Linked DNA regions of Homo sapiens: region 2 is linked to region 1. The links are chromatin loops, found by intact Hi-C in ENCODE. Cell type or tissue: heart left ventricle. All regions are shown on one strand. Links, peaks and the distances in the headings refer to the core of each region. The heading gives the core; the rest is flanking DNA.

Region 1 (10,631 bases), core at 1,548-9,547:
ACCCTCCTGCTGTTCTCATGATAGTGAGTGAGTTCTCACAAGGCCTGACGGTTTTATAAGGGACTCGTCCCCCTTCTGCTCATCCTTCTCCTTCCTGCCACCATGTGAAGAAGGATGTGTTTGCTTCCCTTTCCCCCATGATTGTAAGTTTCCCGAGGCCTCCCCAGCCCTGTGAAACTGTGAGTCAGTTAAACCTCTTTCCTTTATAAATTACCCAGTCTCAGCCGGGCACGGTGGCTCACGCCTGTAATCCCAGCACTTTGGGAGGCCGAGGTGGATCATGAGGTCAGGAGTTTGAGACCAGCCTGGCCAAAATGGTGAAACCCCACCTCTGCTAAAAATAAAAAAATTAGCCGGGCGTGGTGGCAGGCACCTGTCATCCCAGCTACTCGGGAGGCTGACACAGGAGAATCGCTTGAACCCGAGAGGCAGAGGCTGCGGTGAGCCGAGATCATGCCACTGCACTGTAGCCTGGGTGACAGAGCGAGACTCTGTCTCAAATAATAAATAAACAATTACCCAGTCTTGTTATGTCCTTACAGCAATGGGAGAACAGACTAATGCAGCTCCCAGGCACAAGCCTGGATCACAATCATGCCACTGCACTGTAGCCTGGGTGACAGAGCGAGACTCTGTCTCAAATAATAAATAAACAATTACCCAGTCTTGTTATGTCCTTACAGCAATGGGAGAACAGACTAATGCAGCTCCCAGGCACAAGCCTGGATCACAAAGGCAGCCAGTCACTACTGCACACTCCTCCATGAGAAAACCAGAATCTGTTACAGGTGAATAAATAAATTACTGGCGCAAAAGACAAAAATGACTACAGAAAAGAACAATTTCAAAGAAACATATCAACAGTGCAATTATAGAACACCATTTACCATTGGTGAAGCACTTTGTGTCAAGCACCATAAAACACTGCTTTATATATACTACCTTTTTTCTTTTTTTTTTTTCTGAGACAGAGTCTTACTCTGTCACCCAGGCTGGAGCGCAGTGGCACAATCTCAGCTCACTGCAACCTCCGCCTCCCGGGTTCAAGTGATTCTTGTGCCTCGGCCTCTGGGGTAGCTGGGATTACAGGCGCACGCCACCATGCCTGGCTAACTTTTGTGTGTTTAACAGAGACAGGGTTTCACCATGTTGGCCAGGCTGGTCTTGAACTCCTGACCTCAGGTGATCCTCCCATCTCAGGCTCCCAACCTACTGGGATTACAGGCGTCAGCCACCATGCCGGGTGCTATACTACCTCTTTTAATCCTCACAACAGAATCTTCTATACTATTATCAACAACCCCATTGAGCAGATCAGCAAACAGACTCATAGAGATAAGCCACTCACTGAAGGCTGCCTGGTTAAATCACTGAATCATAAATCAGAGAGAATTCAAACCTGGGTCTCTTATCTCAAAAGTCTTAATTTGCCTCACTACACACTTAAGAGCAGAAGATCGAATCAGACTAGTGTGAAATGAAATAGGGTTTTTTTGTTGTTTTGGTTGTGGTGTTTTTGTTTTTGTTTTAAGATTCTGCTCTGTTGCCCAGGCTGGAGTACGGTGGTGCAATCATAGCTCACTGCAGCCTCCAACTCCCTGGGCTCAAGTGATCCTACCACCTCAGCCTCCCAAGTAGCTGGGATTACAGGCACATGTGACCATGCCTGGTAAATTAAAAAAAAAAAAAAAATTGTAGAACCCGGTCTCATTTTGTTGCTCAGGGGGTCTCAAGCTCCTGGCTTCAAGCTATCCTCCTGCCCCGGCCTCCCAAAGTGCTGGGAGTACAGGTGTTGGCTACTTTCAAAAGCTTTTTAGGCCGGGCACAGTGGCTCATGCCTGTGATCCCAGCACTTTGGGAAGCCAAGGTGGGCGGGTCATGAGGTCAGGAGATCAAGACCATCCTGGCTATCAGGGTGAAACCCCGTCTCTACTAAAAATATAAAATTAGCCGGGCGTGGTGGCGTGCACCTGTAATCCCAGGTACCTGGGAGGCTGAGGCTGGAGAATCGCTTGAACCTGGGGGGGTGGAGGTTGCAGCGTGCCAAGACCGTGCCACTGCACTCCAGCCTGGGCGACACAGTAAGAATCCATCAGAAAAGAAAGAAAAAAAAGAAAAGAAAGAAAAGAAAAGAGAAAGAAAGAAAGAAAGGAGAAGAGAAGAGAAGAAAAGAAAAGAAAAGAAAGGAAATGCAGGTGCCCAGAAAAAAAGGCAGGCTCCCAAAGTGAATACTAAGACACTCAATCTCACATGTTGTCAAAAAAGCTATTGAAATTTCAGGTGACAGAGGGACTTAAGAACAACGGTGCTCAAGGAAGTCAACACAGGCTACGACGTACAGGACTCCCAATCCGGCTCATGACCACATCCCCTATTGTGGTCATTTAGAACACGCTAGGCGTCCTTTGCTCTAAGCGTGTTTCATGTACGTCTCCCCATCAATGAAGAAAGCACCTGGAGAGTAGGAAGTAAGAGTTATGTACTCTGAGATTCTCTCTTAAGCCCAGGAATCAGTCTCACTGGGCGGGGAGCTCAACAGCGCTGTTAGTGTCGTTCGCTGATAATTACTTTCACACTAGAATACCATCTTCATTCCTCATTTATACGGGAAACTCCTTGTGGTTCCCTTTGGGGCACCAGCTCCCAGCACATTCTATGTCATCAAAATTAACTCTTGGCCGGGCGCGGGGGCTCACGCCTGGAATCCCAGCACTTTGGGAGGCTGCGGGGGCGGGGGGATCACCTGAGGTCGGGAGTTCGAGACCAGCCTGGCCAACACAGTGAAACCCCGTCTCTACTAAAAACACAAAAAATTAGCCGGGTATGGTGGCGGTCGCCTGTAATCCGAGCTACTCAGGAAGCTGAGGCAGGAGAATGGTGTGAACTCGGGAGGCTGAGGCAGGAGAATCACTTAAACCCAGTAGGCAGAGGTTGCAGTGAGCTGAGATTGCACCACTGCACTCCAGCCTGGGTGACAGAGTGAAACTCTGTCTCGAAAACAAACAAAAAAACTAATTCTTAATATATTAAACAAACGTACTAAACAACTATGGGAACAGCGACGGTGTTGTTTTTTTTTGGAGACGGAGTCTCACTCTGTCGCCCAGGCTGGAGTGCAGTGGCATGATCTCGGCTCACTGCAAGCTCCGCCTCCCAGGTTGATGCCATTCTCCTGCCTCAGCCTCCTGGTAGCTGAGACTACTGGCGCCCGCCACCAAGCCCGGCTAATTTTTTGTATTTTTAGTACAGGCGGGGTTTCACCATGTTGGCCAGGATGGTCTCGATCTCCTGACCTCGTGATCCACCTGCCTCAGCCTCCCAAAGTGCTGGAATTACAGGCGTGAGCCACCGCGCCCGGCCGCGACTGTGTTTTTCAAACAGCTGCATTTACCAGCCACTACTGGATTCCTTCTACGTGTGAAGCCCTGTGCTAAAGGCTGGGAACAGAAAGATAATTGATACACGAGCCTTTCTTTCCTTTATGGAAGGCCCAGCCCCATACGGAAGACGGACGCGTACATAAACTATTAGGATACAGGAAAAGCGCGATACTACTGGCACATAGAGGAAATCGGGGAAGATGCTTAGAACAATGTCTGGGGCACACGCTCAGTGCTTTACAAAATACTCGTTATTTTTACCATCTAACCTTGTGAGTTAGAGCGACTGAAGAGGAAAGGCCGTAGCGTCTGAGCTGCTCTGTGAAGAATGAACCGGTTTTCACCAGGCAGGCCAGGAGTGGGATAGGGCGAGGCATCCAAGAAACAGCAAGAGGCAGGCAGAGCTCAGCACACGTTTTTCCAGACTGTGAACCATGAAGCTCTGAAGGCTGCTAGGAGGGCCACGGGAGCTGTGGGAGAGGGTGAGGCTGGAGCCCTGTGGGCTAACAGACAGGGCTCTAATTCGTGACATCGTGGCAACAAACTATTAGAAATGAGGCTAGACCTGGAAGCCCTGGGGGCACAGTCTGGAGGGGAGACAGACGAGAGCTAAGTAGAATGCAGGCAATGACGCCGTAACAGAGATCTGCACAGCGACCATTGCACAGCGTGGGGGCAGGCTTCTGAGAGGAGGTAACATGCTGAAAAGACAACGTGTACAGCTGACATTAGTACACAACCTCATCGGAGAGAGAAGAAGCGGAGGGAATCCCAGGAGCAGGGGCCATCATGCTCAAAGGTTCCAAGGTACGGCAATGGGCGATGTGTCTGGGGACCCTGGGGGTCGACCAGTGTGGCTGAGCAGAGTGTGCAAAGGTGAGGATGCTAGAAGGCCAGGTGCGGTTTCGGGGCGGGGCAGGGGTTGCCCTTGAAGGTGGGGTTTGGGGGTGGGGGAGGGGGTGCCCTTGAAGGAGGGGTTTGCGGGCGGGGGTGGGGGGACCTTGAAGGTGGGGTGTGGGGGCAGGGGAGGGGGTGCCCTTGAAGGTGGGGTTTGGGGGCAGGGGAGGGGGTGCCCTTGAAGTCCACGCCAGGGAGTTTGGGTTGGATCCACCCGTAATGAGGGCTGGCCCATAGGGCAGTGACGTGAACAACTGGTACTGTAGCCAGGTTGTTCTGGGAGCTGTGTAGACAGGGTGAGACTGGAAGTTGGTGGACTCATTAAGGGACTAGTGAAACAATAGTGCCCCAACCTGATTGAACCCAGTGAATGGGGGGAAATGAGAATGTCAAGGCCTGTAGCTTGGGTAGATGCGTCAGTGAGACCCTATTCATAACCAGAGCCTAAAAAAACACGCAGAGCCAGTTAAAAGCTCTAATATGTGTTTAAAGAACAAATTAATGAAAGAATGCGTAGACAGGCCAGGTGCGGTGGCTCACGCCTGTAATCCCAGCACTTTGGGAGGCTGAGGTGGGTGGATCACCTGAGGTCAGGAGTTCAAGACCAGCCTGACCAACATGGCGAAACCCTCTCTCTACTAAAAATACAAAAACTAGCCAGGTGTGGTGGCAGGCGCCTCTAATCCCAGCTACTCGGGAGGCTGAGGCAGGAGAATCACTTGAACCCGGGAGGCAGAGGTTTTAGTGAGCCAAGATCGCGCCATTGCACTCCAGCCTGGGCAACAAGAGAGAAACTCTGTCTCAAAAAAAACAACAAGTAGACAGAGAGGGAAGGAGAAGGAGAGAACAAAGCGGAAGAAAAACTAGTGAAGAGCAGGGAAAGGAATCTGGGTTTTTTTTGTTTTGGTTTGGTTTTTGGTTTTTGGTTTTTTGTTTTTTTTTTTTGAGACAGAGTCTCACTCTGTCACCCAGTCTGGAGTGCAGTGGCACGATCTCAGCTCACTATAGCCTCCGTCTCCCAGGTTCAAGCGATTCTCCCGCCTCAGCCTCCCAAGTAGCTCAGATTACAGGCGCCCACCATGCCAGGCTAATTTTTGAATTTTTAGTAGAGACGGGGTCTCACCAAGTTGGCCAGGCTGGTCTTGAACTCCTGACCTCAAATGATCCACCCGCCTCGGCCTCCCAAAGTGCTGGGACTACAGGCATGAGCCACCGCGCCCGGCCACGAGTCTGGTTTTAAACCCGTGGAGCTAAAGGTTTCTGGCAAGCAGGGAAAGGACACGACTCATTGACTGAGAAGCAGGAGGCGTCCAACACAAAGGCCTCTTGGGAACCCGCTGGGGTTTGGCGGGCGTCACCTTTCTGCATCTTGGGAGGAGAGCTGGTGGGAGGAGCTTTTCTGCAGGTGTCTCTTTCTAGCCTCCGGCAGGGGGCGGCAACAGAAGACGGTTCAGAAGAAAGAATGTGGCCAAGTATGTGTATTTCAAGCCAAAGGATTCTAGAAACTTCTCTCACAGGTACGGAATCCAACCACAGTGCCCACTGTGGTGAAGCCACTGCGCTGGTCCGAGAAGAAAGTGACAAACAAAATGACATGGAGCCCAATTCATCCTGAGAGCAGAACCTCGGAGCCATGTGGTTAAGATGGAAATTCCACTTTTAGTCCAAGCAAATCTTCTGATGTATCAAGTTTGAGGGTGAGGTTTCATTAAAGGAATTTAAAATAAAAAAGTGAGATCACAGCAAATTTTTTAAAATGATTGTTTCAGTGAAGGGAAAAAAGGTCTTTATCCTTATTCAGGGCGTAATTCCTGATCCTGGTCCCCGGAGACAACACCCACCCTTGGGCGAATCATTCCTGGGGACGGAGGAATGAGGGAGGCGTCTCTTTATTTCCGGGGGCGGAGGAGTGAGGGAGGCGTCTCTTTATTTCCTTGTATATAAAATACAAGAACTAAATACCTTGGATTAACAACCAGGGCTGGGGTTTGTGATAAGGCTGTGATTAGGACCACATAAAAGGAGAAAACGTCTTAATAAGAACTTCTTTGTGGCCTGTTAGAGCCTTTCTTAGGAAACTAATAAGTTACACTTTTCCTGGAGAGAAAATCTTGGAAATGACCCATTTCCCCAACAGGACATCATTTCCGGTCATTCACATGTGGTCAAGTTAAAAAAGATCGTTTGAACCTAGCTCAGCCAGGCCAGGGAGAAAATTAAAAATAAGTGTTTATTTTTCTGATTAAAGCCAAACAATGAGACTCAAAATAGGCCACACAAAACCCACAGAATCTTCCAAGTTCGCCTGAGCTAATGCATCCAAGGACGTCCACTCACAGGGGAAGAAGCAGAGGGGCTGGCCTTCTCCTAAGGGGGCAGGGCTGGAGATCTGTCAAATTCCTTATCCATATCTAGGAGCAGAGCTTCCTTTTGGCCAAAAGAGTAAGCTGACTGCGAAGGACAGATACTTCCAAGCAGACACTAAGTAATGCAGTTGGTTTGATAACAGGACAGATGAAAATGGAAGGCCTCCTCCGAAAATCCCACAGCCTGGGCCAGGGCTCCAAGGGGCTGACTGGTTCCTGTGGTTCAAATCTCTGCAAACGTCTCCTTCCCTCCTGCCCCATCTACGGCAGGTAGCTGAGCCGTGGCCCAGGCTCTGGGAGTGCACACTCTCAACAAGCAGATATGAACAGACACGTCCAGAAAGTAGATAGGTGGACAGCCAGTAAGAATATGCAAAGGTGTCATCAAGGAAATGCAAATTAAAATGATTTCACACTGACTAGAATAGCAAAAGTAAAACACACCCACAGTATCAAACCCGGGTGAGGACGTGGAGCAAGTGCGAGTCTCACACTCCGCTGCCGGGGACATAAATGGTGCAAACACTTTGTTGTTGTTTGAGACAGGATCTCACTGTTACCCAGGCTGGAGTGCAGTGGTGCGATCTCAGCTCGCCGCAGCACCCCAGACTCAAGTGATCCTCCAGCTTCCCGGGTAGCTGGGATTAGAAACGCGTACCACCACACTCGAAAATTTTCCATTGAGACGGGGTTTCGCCATGTTGCTCAGGCTAGTCTCAAACTCCCGGGCTCAAGAAATCTGCCTGCCTTGGCCTCCCAAAGTGCTGGGATTACAGGCGTGAGCCGCCATGCCTGGTCAGTACAACCACTTTGAAGAACCGTTTGGTCCATCTTATGAAGGTAAATGTTCATTTACCTGATAATCGACTCAGAATTCTACCGCTCAGGATTCCTACTCATCAGTATTTACCCAAGATAATTTTTTTAAGTCCATAAAAATGTTTATAACAGCCTTCCCCACCCCAAACTGACAACAACTCACATACATCCATCATTGGAAGAATGGATACACTGTGACAAGATGCTCGTCCAATGGGACACTTCTCAGCAATAAGAAGGAACAAACTGATGTATACAAAAACAAGGATAAACCTCACAATCATGCTGAGCAAATGAAGCCCGACACAAAATAACACTGACTGTACGATTCCATTTCCATGACGGTCTACAGGCAAAACTAAATTACAGTGACAGAAAACCAAAGCGACGGATGGGAGGGGGAGTCACCAGAGAGGCTCAGCAGGGGACTGTGCAGGGAGATGGAAATGTTCTTGGTCTTGTTTGGATAATTGTTCATATCGGTATAACAGCTGTTCAAACACACTGAGCTGGGTCCTTAAGAACCATGAATTTTATTGTGTTAAATTAAACCTAAAAAAAGAACTCATACCAACAAGAAGGAGAAAAAAATAATTTGTCTTCATCTCATCTAGAGCCAGGTAACTGAGAATTCCAGCGTGGGCACAGGGTGCTGCCTCCTGAGCACGGCCACCTTCCCACAAGTGACCACCTCCCCTCCCTCCCTCCCTGCCTTTCCCTGCCATGGTTCCCTGTCTCCATGAATGGAACCAACTACCCTCCACCCAGTGTCCCCAAACCAGAAACCTGGCAGTCCTTCCCCATGCTTCTCTCTTCCTCATTTCTGCTCAGTCACTTCCTAGACAGCTCCTGAATGAGGCGGAGCCCTCCCCCGTCTCTGCCCCAACTGCCTCAATTGCAGGGGTTTCTTTTGTTTGTTTTGTTTTGTTTTGTTTTGAGATGGAGTCTCGCTCTGTCACCCAGGCTGGAGTGCAGTGGCGCAATCTCGGCTCACTGCAAGCTCCGCCTCCCGGGTTCACGCCATTCTCCTGCCTCAGCCTCCCATGTAACTGGGACTTCAGGCGCCCACCACCATGCCCGGCTAATTTTTTGTATTTTTAGTAGAGACAGGGTTTCACCGTGTTAGCCAGGATGGTCTCGATCTCCTGACCTCGTGATCTGCCTGCCTTGGCCTCCCAAAGTGCTGGGATTATAGGCGTTAGCCACCGCACCCGGCCTCTTTGTTTTGTTTTTGAGACGTTGTCTTGCTCTGTCGCCCAGGCTGGAGTGCAGTGGCGCGATCTTGGCTTGCTGCAACCTCTGTCTCCCGGGTTCAAGCGATTCTCTTGCCTCAGCTTCCCTAGTAGCTGGAATTACAGGCGCCCGCCACCACGCCCAGCTAATTTTAGTAGACACAGGGTTTCACCATGTTGGCCAGGCTGGTCTGGAACTCCTGACCTCAGGTGATCTGTTCATCTTGGCCTCCTAAAGCATTGGGATTACAGGCGTGAGCCCCCGTCTCCACTAAAAGATAAAAATAAAACTTGGCTGTGTGTAGTGGCGTGCACCTCGAGTCCTAGCTACTTGGGGAAGGCTACACCTGGCCAACTTCCTATTTTTAAATGGAAAGAAAAAAACACACACCAGGGCCTTGTTTCCTATCTCTCCTGCCCATTCCTTCTCTCTCCACAACTCAGACAGCGACGGTGTCAATCAGGCCAGTAAGGGAAAGGCTGGGGGAAGACGATGCTGACTGTCTCTTACTGAATCTGTTTCTGAGACATGGAAACACCCTGTTCACAGAGGCCTCTCTTCCTCCCACCCCTGCCCCCCGCCCAGAACTCCCAGCAGAAGCTGCTCACTGGCTGTTGTCAAAGTAGTCTTTGTTCTTGGAGTTGAACCAGCACAGGCCTCAAATTTCCATCCACAGCTCCAAACCCCGCCTACATCACCTCCATGACCTCAGGCTAAGGAAAGAAAGAAGCTGGCCAAAAACATGCCAGGCTAAGAAGCCAAAGCTCCTCCCAAGAGAGATGACTCTGGAGGGGACCCTCTGGTCTCCTCTCCATGAAGCCAGGTCGATGCTGGAAGGGCAGAAATGCCCAGAAAGAAAAGCACTGAGGAAGGCTCACAGGGCAAGGACTTCAGTGGTCACGGTCCCATCATATACAGAAGCCACGGGGCAGGACTTCAGGGGTCATGGTGCCACATTTTGTACAGAAGTGGGAGGCAGCAAAGCCGCAAGATCTAAAGACAGAGTTGCAGGCCCAGGTGCGGTGCTTACGCCTGTAATCCCAATCAGCGTGGGAGGCCCAGGCAGGCGGATGACCTGAGGTCAGGAGTTTAAGGCCAGCCTGAGCAACATATGCAGCCCCCATCTCTACTAAAAGATAACAATAAAACATTGCTGGGCCGGGCGCGGTGGCTCACGCCTGTCATCCCAGCACTTTGGGAGGCCAAGACGGGCGGATCACGAGGTCAGGAGATCGAGACCATCCTGGCTAACATGGTGAAACCCTGTCTCTACTAAAAAAAATACAAAAAGTTAGCCGGGCGTGGTGGTGGGCGCCTGTGGTCCCAGCTACTTGAGAGGCTGAGGCAGGAGAATGGCATGAACCTGGGAGGCGGAGCTTGCAGTGAGCTGAGATTGCACCACTGCACTCCAGCCTGGGGGACTGAGCAAGACTCTGACTCAAAAAATAAATAAATAAATAAATAAATAATAAAACGAAGCTGTGTGTAGTGGCGTGCACCTAGAGTCCTAGCTACTTGGGGGGCTGAGGTGGGAGGATCCCTTGAACCCAGAAGTTTGAGGTGACAGTGAGCTATGACTGCACCACTGCACTCCAGCCTGGGTGACAGGGCGAGACCCTGTCTCTAAAAAATAATAATCATGTAAAAAAAACAGAGAGATTCGGGGAACTGTGGATGATGACTGCAGGGCATGGTCAAAAAGAAGCAGAGAAAACTCGCCAAAGCGAGTCAGGGAAGTGTGTCCGGCACTGTCCAGGGGAAGGACAACACTCTGGACACAAAGATTTGATGGCCACAGGAAAAGGGCCGTTGGGCTGGGGACAGGCTGGGACGGATCCTCCTCCTCCATTCTCTCCCCATCCACCCGACTTTCTAGAACACCTTCTGGACCCTGGTTTGCTTCTCCAGCCACCTAGCAGGGAAGTGGAGTCTTGAA
Region 2 (8,000 bases), core at 1-8,000, 180 kb after region 1:
CACTATGGCCAACCCTCTGCAGCGTGAAACAACGTCAGAGGTCACAGTGCGGGCATACAGTGCAGGTGGCTTACTCCACTTAGCCCCTGCAGCTGCCCAGCTGGGCCATTCTCCATCAGAACAGCTTTCCTGGCCGGGCAAGGTGGCTCACGCCTGTAAATCCCAGCACTTTGGGAGGCCAAGGTGGGCAGATCACCTGAGGTCAGGAGTTTGAGACCAGCCTGACCAACATGGTGAAACCCCATCTCTACTAAAAATACAAAAGTGAGCCCGGCGTGGTGGCACATGCCTGTAGTCCCAGCTACTCGGGAGGCTGAGGCAGGACAATCGCTTGAACCTGGGGTGTGGAAGTTGCAGTGAGCTGAGATGGCACCACTGCACTCCAGCCTGGGCGACCAAGTGACTCTTTCTCAAAAAAAAAAAAACCAAAAAAACCAGCTTTCCTGCAGAAAGGACAGTGCAGCTACCCCAAGAAGCCTCCAGCTGGAGCAACAGAAAGAAGACCCAGGTGGGCCTCAGAACACACAGAACGGGGCTGGGGATTTGCAGGTGAACAACACAGAGGCCCTGAGCACCCCAGCCTGGGCCAGACCAGGGAGTGGGCCTGTGTGTTTGAGACGGGCCATGAAGTGCTGTCATCATGGATTGATCTCGGTGTGAGCCCCTCCTCGAGGGGCTGGGGAGGGCTCACAGGGTCAGAGGGAGGGTTCCGGAAGGGGCTGGGGGAGGGCTCACAGGGTCAGAGGGAGGGTTCCGGAAGGGGCTGGGGGAGGGTTCACAGGGTCAGAGGGAGGGTTCCGGAAGGGGCTGGGGGAGGGCTCACAGGGTCAGAGGGAGGGTTCCGGAAGGGGCTGGGGGAGGGTTCACAGGGTCAGAGGGAGGGTGCCGGAAGGGGCTGGGGGAGGGGTCACAGGGTCAGAGGGAGGGTTCCGGAAGGGGCTGGGGGAGGGGTCACAGGGTCAGAGGGAGGGTTCCGGAAGGGGCTGGGGGAGGGGTCACAGGGTCAGAGGGAGGGTTCCGGAAGGGGCTGGGGGAGGGTTCACAGGGTCAGAGGGAGGGTTCCGGAAGGGGCTGGGGGACGGCTCACAGGGTCAGAGGGAGGGTTCCGGAAGGGGCTGGGGGAGGGTTCACAGGGTCAGAGGGAGGGTTCCGGAAGGGGCTGGGGGAGGGTTCACAGGGTCAGAGGGAGGGTTCCGGAAGGGGCTGGGGGAGGGGTCACAGGGTCAGAGGGAGGGTTCAGGAAGGGGCTGGGGGAGGGCTCACAGGGTCAGAGGGAGGGTTCCGGAAGGGGCTGGGGGAGGGGTCACAGGGTCAGAGCGAGGGTTCCGGAAGGGGCTGGGGGAGGGCTCACAGGGTCAGAGGGAGGGTTCCGGAAGGGGCTGGGGGAGGGTTCACAGGGTCAGAGGGAGGGTTCCGGAAGGGGCTGGGGGAGGGGTCACAGGGTCAGAGGGAGGGTTCCGGAAGGGGCTGGGGGAGGGGTCACAGGGTCAGAGGGAGGGTTCCGGAAGGGGCTGGGGGAGGGGTCACAGGGTCAGAGGGAGGGTTCCGGAAGGGGCTGGGGGAGGGCTCACAGGGTCAGAGGGAGGGTTCCGGAAGGGGCTGGGGGAGGGTTCACAGGGTCAGAGGGAGGGTTCCGGAAGGGGCTGGGGGAGGGTTCACAGGGTCAGAGGGAGGGTTCGAGAAGGGGCTGGGGGAGGGCTCACAGGGTCAGAGGGAGGGTTCCGGAACGGGCTGGGGGAGGGTTCACAGGGTCAGAGGGAGGGTTCCGGAAGGAGCTGGGGACGGCTCACAGGGTCAGAGCGAGGGTTCCGGAGTCAGACCATCTGGGTCCACACCCCAGCTCTGCACAGATCACCTCCCTTCTCTCCCCAGGTTCCTGTCTGCACAGCAGGAAAAGTCATGGTGCCTACACCCTGGGCCTGCCTGTCCAGAGGTCCTGAGTTTACCACGGCTGAAGACACAGGGCCTCACCTCTGAGTGAGAACAGACATATGAGTGGGTCAGGGGTGGCGGCGGCGAAGGGAGTGAGGATAATCTGGGGGTAAAGAGAGATTTTGGAGCAGCTCAGCCGGCTCTGACACCCGCCCAGGCTGGGAGGCCACGGGTCGGCTCCCTGAGGCGAGGACCTCCCGGCCAACGGGAAGCAGGAGAGGGAGGGGCGGCATCTGGGGACATGGAGTGGTGGCGCCTGGTCCAGACATGGGTGGGACAGTGCTTCAGAGCTCACTAGCCAGAAGCTCCTCAGCGGCAGCCCCCAAGAAGGGAGGTCTGTGGGTCTGGAGAGAGTTCAGGAAGCTTCCACGGTAACAAGCAGCCTGAGGGACCGTGTGGTGTTCCCGGCCAGACATCGAGAAGTGCCCAAAAGGTTAGAGCTCCGGCTCTGGTGCCGGAAGACGTGGATTCTGCTGCACCACCTGCTACTGTGTGACTCCAGGAAGGAACCTTGAGCCCCTCCGAGCCTCGGCGTCCTCGTGTGTAAAACAGGGATGGTTTCCGTGACCTCGGCGGGATGCCGGAGGCTCAGAGCGGACCGTGAGACTGAGAGGCTCTGAACACGCCACAGGCTTTGCACATGTGAGTACGTCCACACGCCAGCCATGTTCTCACCTTCTCCAGGTGCACGGTAGGTGCTGTGTAAATTAACGACTTCATTCCACATTTCTGAGCTCCCATGCATCCCAGGGTAAAGGAGACCTGGTTCCCGCCCTCAGAGAACTCACAGTGGGAGACGCAAATTGTTAAGTGACAAAACAGCATGACAGGTGCCATAACCAGCTTGCCCTGAGCAGGATGGGGGCACAAGGAACCTCAGGGGATGGGGGCACAAGGAACCTCAAAGGGATGGGGATACAAGGAACCTCAGGGGATGGGGGCACAAAGAACCTGAGGGGACGGGGGCACAAAGAACCTGAGGGGATGGGGGCACAAGGAACCTGAGGGGATGGGGGCACAAGGAACCTCAGGGGATGTGGGCACAAGGAACCTCAGGGGATGGGGGCACAAGGAACCTGAGGGGATGGGGGCACAAGGAACCTCAGGGGATGGGGGCACAAGGAACCTGAGGGGATGGGGGCACAAGGAACCTGAGGGGATGTGGGCACAAAGAAGGGACAAAGAAGGGAGGCCAGTTTGCCCCCAGGAACTCAGGGAGGCTTCCTGGGAAAGGCTGCTCTAACGGCCCGGGGAGTCACCTCTGTGTGGGGCGCTGCAGGGAGGGGTGAGGGCAGACCCCACCTGCCAGTGAAGAGCAGGGAGTGGGAGGGGCAGGTGGAGAGGGAGAGAGTCAGGGTTTCTGATCCTCTGTGATGTTAAGTCTTTTCTCCTCTCTGTGACTCGGTTACCTCCTCTGGCAAATGGGTAGAAACTATTAGCTGTCTAACTGACTCACAGATTCCCGTGTGGATAACAGGTAGATAAAAAGCGCAACCAGGCCGGGCGCAGCAGCTCACGCCTGTAATCTCAGCACTTTGGGAGGCTGAGGTGGGAGGATGGCTTGAGCCCAGGAGTTCAAGACCAGCCTGGCCAACATGGGGAGAACCTGTCTCTAAAAAAAAATTTTTTAAAAATTAAAAAGTGCAATCCTACTTTGTGAGACACTAAAAACAGATTTAGTATGAGGAACCCACAAGGGGGAAGGGGAGAAAAAGCGATGAGCGTGGCAGCACACCAGCGTTGCACACACACGATCATATCCCAGCCTGCTCTCGGGTCAAAATTCACAAGCGTGACTGCCTTTTAGTGGAGGCCCAGAGAGGTTAAGAAACTTGCCCAAGGTCACACAGCTTGTCATGGGCAGATATGAAGTTGGAGTCCACGTGTTTGTCGCCCTCAGATATGAAGTTGGAGTCCACGTGTTTGTCGCACTCGGTTTCTTTTTTTTTTTTTTGAGACGGATTCTCGCTCTGTCGCCCAGGGTGGAGTGCAATGCCATGATCTCAGCTCACAGCAACCTCCGCCTCCCGGGTTCAAGGGATTCTCTGGCCTCAGCCTCCCAAGTAGCTGGGACTACAGGCGTCCACCGCCATGCCCACGCTAATTTTAGTATTTTTAGTAGAGACGGGGTTTCACCATGTTGGCCCGGATGGTCTCGAACTCCTGACCTCGTGATCCGCCCGCCTGGGCCTCCCAAAGTGCTGGGATTACAGGGGTGAGCCACCGCGCCCGGCCCCTAGGTTTCAGACAGCTTCAGGGAGGGCTTGAGAAAGAGGACTTTGGAGACAAAGGCCAGGGGTGACCTCCCTGCCAAGAGGAGCTGGTTTCTGGCCTCCAGGGGAATGCCCCATGTCTAAAGGCGTGCTGGCAGGGCCCCATCCTGGGCAGAGCAGTGCAGAATCCACAATGGCCCACCCAACCTCGTCCTGGCCAGGGCACTTACTGGCTGATTGCTTAAATCCCTTGGCAGAGTGGACGATGACATGAAGGAAGCCATAGAGTCCTGGAGACTCATCGTCTGCAAGAGAGAAAAGCCCCCAGGGCAGAGGGTGGTCAGCGGATCCCCTCAGCCTCCACCCCAGGCCGGCGGGAGGCAGACGGGGTATGAGACTCAGCTGAGTCTTGGTCCAACATCACCACCTGGTGGCCAGATGAAAAAGTTTCCGAAGGCCACGGCGGCCTTATATGTGAGCTGCCCGGGGTAGGGCTAGGGGGTCCTTCTCTCCTCCACTCAGCCTGGGGGGGTCCAGCACACCCACCATCCTGGCCCAGGGACTTAGTACCATTCCCCATGGGTACTGTCTCTCCCTCCAAATCCTGCCTATCCTGGCACTGAAAACTGACCAATATGATAAATCATTCTGCTAATGATTTATGTCGAGGAAAGCTTGCCTTCAGGACCCCGTTCACAAAGTGGACCCTTTCCCAGCACACAGGCAGCTAGAATACACCCACTCCGGTCAGTTCCCAGCCCTGATCACAGCTCCCCACTGCTCAAAACCCCCCCAGACTCCCGGGCTTACAGCATGAATTCCAAACTCCCTTGCTTGGGATTCAAGGCCTTTCAAGAGCTGGTCCCTGGAAACTTCCAGCCTCATTTCCCATACACCATTTTATCTACCGGGTCTGCTCTCTCATGAATATATTAACAGCACAATCTCAGTGCACCAGGGTGCCAGTTCTCCCAAGCCAGACAGAGGGGCCCAAGGAAAAGCTGGGGTCATCTGGGAACTCAGTAGACAGTCACCCCTACCCAAGCTGTGTCCTGGCCACTCAACAGTCTCAGCACAGCCGAGCAGGGATCAGCCATTTACAGCCACATGTCTGTCTGAGTCCTTACGGGAAGCCGGCCACGCTCTGAGGGCTGGGACCTGCCGGTTGGGCCACCTCTGGTTCCCGAGCTTACCGTCTTTATTGCTGGTGACAGGAATGTTGTGTACAGTCCTAAGCTTGAAACAGGATCCTGTGAGCACCTGGAGCTCCACTGAGCTCAGGACAAAGGCCTGGAGATCTGGAGGGAGAGCCGAGAGAGAAGGGAGCGTGGGCACTGGTCCACCAGGACCGGCTGCTCTTCCCTGGGGGCTGCTGCAGGAAGACGGCTTAATCCCTGGGGCAGACTTGGTCCTTGCGAGGGAGGGGGAAGGATTTGTGGACACAGCAGGACTGGTGTAGATGCTGCGAGAGGGGTCAGAGTAGGAGAATCTAACTGAAGAGGTTTGTGTGTGTGTGTGTGTGTGTGTGTGTGTGTGTGTGTGTGTGTGTGTGTGTGTGTGTGGTGTATGCGTTTTGTTTTCGTTTTTTTTTTAAACGGAGTCTCACTCTGTCGCCCAGGCTGGAGTGCAGTGCTGTGATCTCAGCTCACTGCAACCTCCGCCTCTCAGGTTCAAGGGATTCTCCTGCTTCAGCCTCCTGAGTAGCTGGGATTACAGGTGCCCACCACCACACCTGGCTAATTTTTGTGTTTTTAGTAGAGACGGGGTTTCACCACGTTGCCCAGGCTGATCTCAAACTCCTGACTGGGATTACAGGCGTAAGCCACCGTACCCAGCCTCTGTGTATGTGTGTATGTGTGTGTGTGTGTGTGTGTGTGTGTCTCTGTGTGTGTGTGTGTGAGAGAGAGAGAGAGGTAGAGAGAGAGAGAAAGCCCAGGCTGGGCTCTGGGTCCAGTCCCAGGACTAAATCATCATGTCTTTCAGCCAATCAGTTAGATTCTTTGGGTCTCAATTAATCCGTAACATCCTTAAACGCTCACCCTGGCACCTCTGAGGGTGACTGCGAGGGCCAAAGACGTGATACTGGACATGAAACGCTTAGAAATACAAAAGGCCCATCAATGCCACGGACATCATTGGGGAGCGTGGAAGAGGCAGGAATTTACCCTTCTTCTGTAGTTTCTGAATTGCTTCTCTCCACTCTGACCTCTCGTAGTCCGAGGACAGTAGGAACAGGTAACTCTGAAGAGAGGAGATAAGCATAAAGTGGGTGACCACAGTCAGGCAAAGCGTACTCCCAGATCCTGGGGACCCCAACAAAGCTCCTTTTATCTTTTTTTTTTTTTTTTTTTTGAGACAGAGTCTCGCTCTTGTTGCCCAGGCTCTAGTGCAATGGCAAAATCTCGGCTCACTGCAACCTCCACCTCCCGGGTTCACGCCAATCTCCTGCCTCAGCCTCCTGAGTAGCTGGGATTACAGGTGCCCACCACCACGCCCGGCTAATTTTTGTGTTTTTAGTAGAGACAGAGTTTTGCCATGTTGGCCAGGCTGGTCTCAAACTCTTGACCTCAGGTGATTCGCCTGCCTCAGCCTCCCAAAGTGCTGGGATGACAGGCATGAGCCACTGTGCCCGGCCCAAAGCTCCTCCTTATCCAGGCACAGCTGACCTTGCAGGAGGAGGCAGCTGGGGGTGGGTGGGTGAAGGGGGAGCTCCTTCCTGGGAAGCCAAGGTGACAGGAGCGGCTGTGCCAGGGACGGCCAGCAGAGGGCACTCATTCCACACGAGAGGGGAGAGCGAGTCAACAGCTGGAGCCATGGCAGCCTCCTCAGGAAGAGGGGGCCTGAGTTTCCGGTTCGTACAGGTCAGGGCCAGGAGCCACAGAGTGGGCTGCTCTGGACTAAGGAAGGGGCTGTCTTGGTCCCACCCCCACCCATCCTGACCTTTCCATTCCGATTGTGGATCCTGAACGGGATTGTGGGGGAGTTGAGCAGCAGCAGGAACTCATTCTCAAACATCTTCTTCTTCAGGCGCTCGATGGCCCGGCTCTGGCCTTTGTTGGCTTTCTGCAGGAGATGGGGACACAGAGGGTTCCCCTCACACTCGGGCCTTTCTCACGAGCAGCACTAAGCACGACACTCCACTGTGTGTTAACATGCTCTTTACATTTTCCGTATTTCGTGATGTTTTGACATCTTGTGGCAGGAGAGGCGGGTAGCTGGGTGAGAAACTGCTCCCCCACAGGGCTCACTAATTCCTAAGCCTGTCAGTGATGCCCTATGAGCACAGCTTTCATACACACACCCACTGATCCAGAGCCCATGTCCCCAACCACCTTCTCTACCTGACGCTCACTCGCCAAGCCAGCATCTCCTCTGCCCCACGTCACCCAGGGCCAGGGACCAGGTCACCAGAGACCACTCCTCTAGCCCAGGGCTGCCGACATAACGGAAGCCAGCTGGTGCCAAGCCCTTTCCCTGCCCTGTTTCTCCACAGAAAAGCTGTGGCCACACTTTCTTTCCATTCCTGCCTCCTGTTCAAAGCTGGCACCTCTCCACGTGGCCCTGGGCGGGGTGCTATGCCTCCTTCTCTTGAGAACCCTAAATAATACAAATATTACAGTAGTATTAACCTCTCTGTACTGTCACTCTGCTGCCTCTACACATTAAATCCTGGGTACAACAGAGACACCTGCTTAAAGAAACCTCAGACACCTTTCAGCCTGAAGCCCCACCTGCTAGCCTGGCACCAAGGCCCCCATGGCAGGGTTCCAGCCTCCCTGCCCGGCAGACAACCCACCAGGTCCCGTCGGCTCAGCCTCCCCCTCTCACCAGACATTCATCCTCTGCGGGCAGAGC

The links. A loop is a pair of places that touch in the nucleus more often than their neighbours do. Peaks named below come from ENCODE experiments on the same cell type or tissue, not always from the same donor. Only the 100,000 strongest peaks of a DNase experiment are listed, where the experiment ranks them.
Region 2: a loop joins it to region 1, with 2.2 times the contacts of the local background. A loop is called at or near these places in 6 of 110 quality-filtered maps.

What each region holds. Positions count from the first base shown.
Region 1 is chr17:874,086-884,716 of GRCh38, forward strand. The region is part of intron 1 of NXN (nucleoredoxin); the gene reads right to left. Among named protein-coding and RNA genes, the nearest start is that of MRM3, 97 kb to the left of the region's middle. In heart left ventricle, for the core only: a CTCF peak has its summit at 5,701 (motif pointing right); DNase peaks (open chromatin) are centred at 5,596 and 9,308; H3K27ac peaks cover 3,773 bases.
Region 2 is chr17:1,051,660-1,059,659 of GRCh38, forward strand. ABR (ABR activator of RhoGEF and GTPase) reads right to left here. Exons shown (of 23, transcript NM_021962.5): 11 at 7,086-7,208; 12 at 6,311-6,386; 13 at 5,339-5,443; 14 at 4,376-4,450. Among named protein-coding and RNA genes, the nearest start is that of MIR3183, 33 kb to the left of the region's middle. In heart left ventricle, for the core only: CTCF peaks have their summits at 4,574 (motif pointing left) and 6,904 (motif pointing right); DNase peaks (open chromatin) are centred at 2,142, 2,502, 4,582, 6,912 and 1 weaker place; H3K27ac peaks cover 1,041 bases.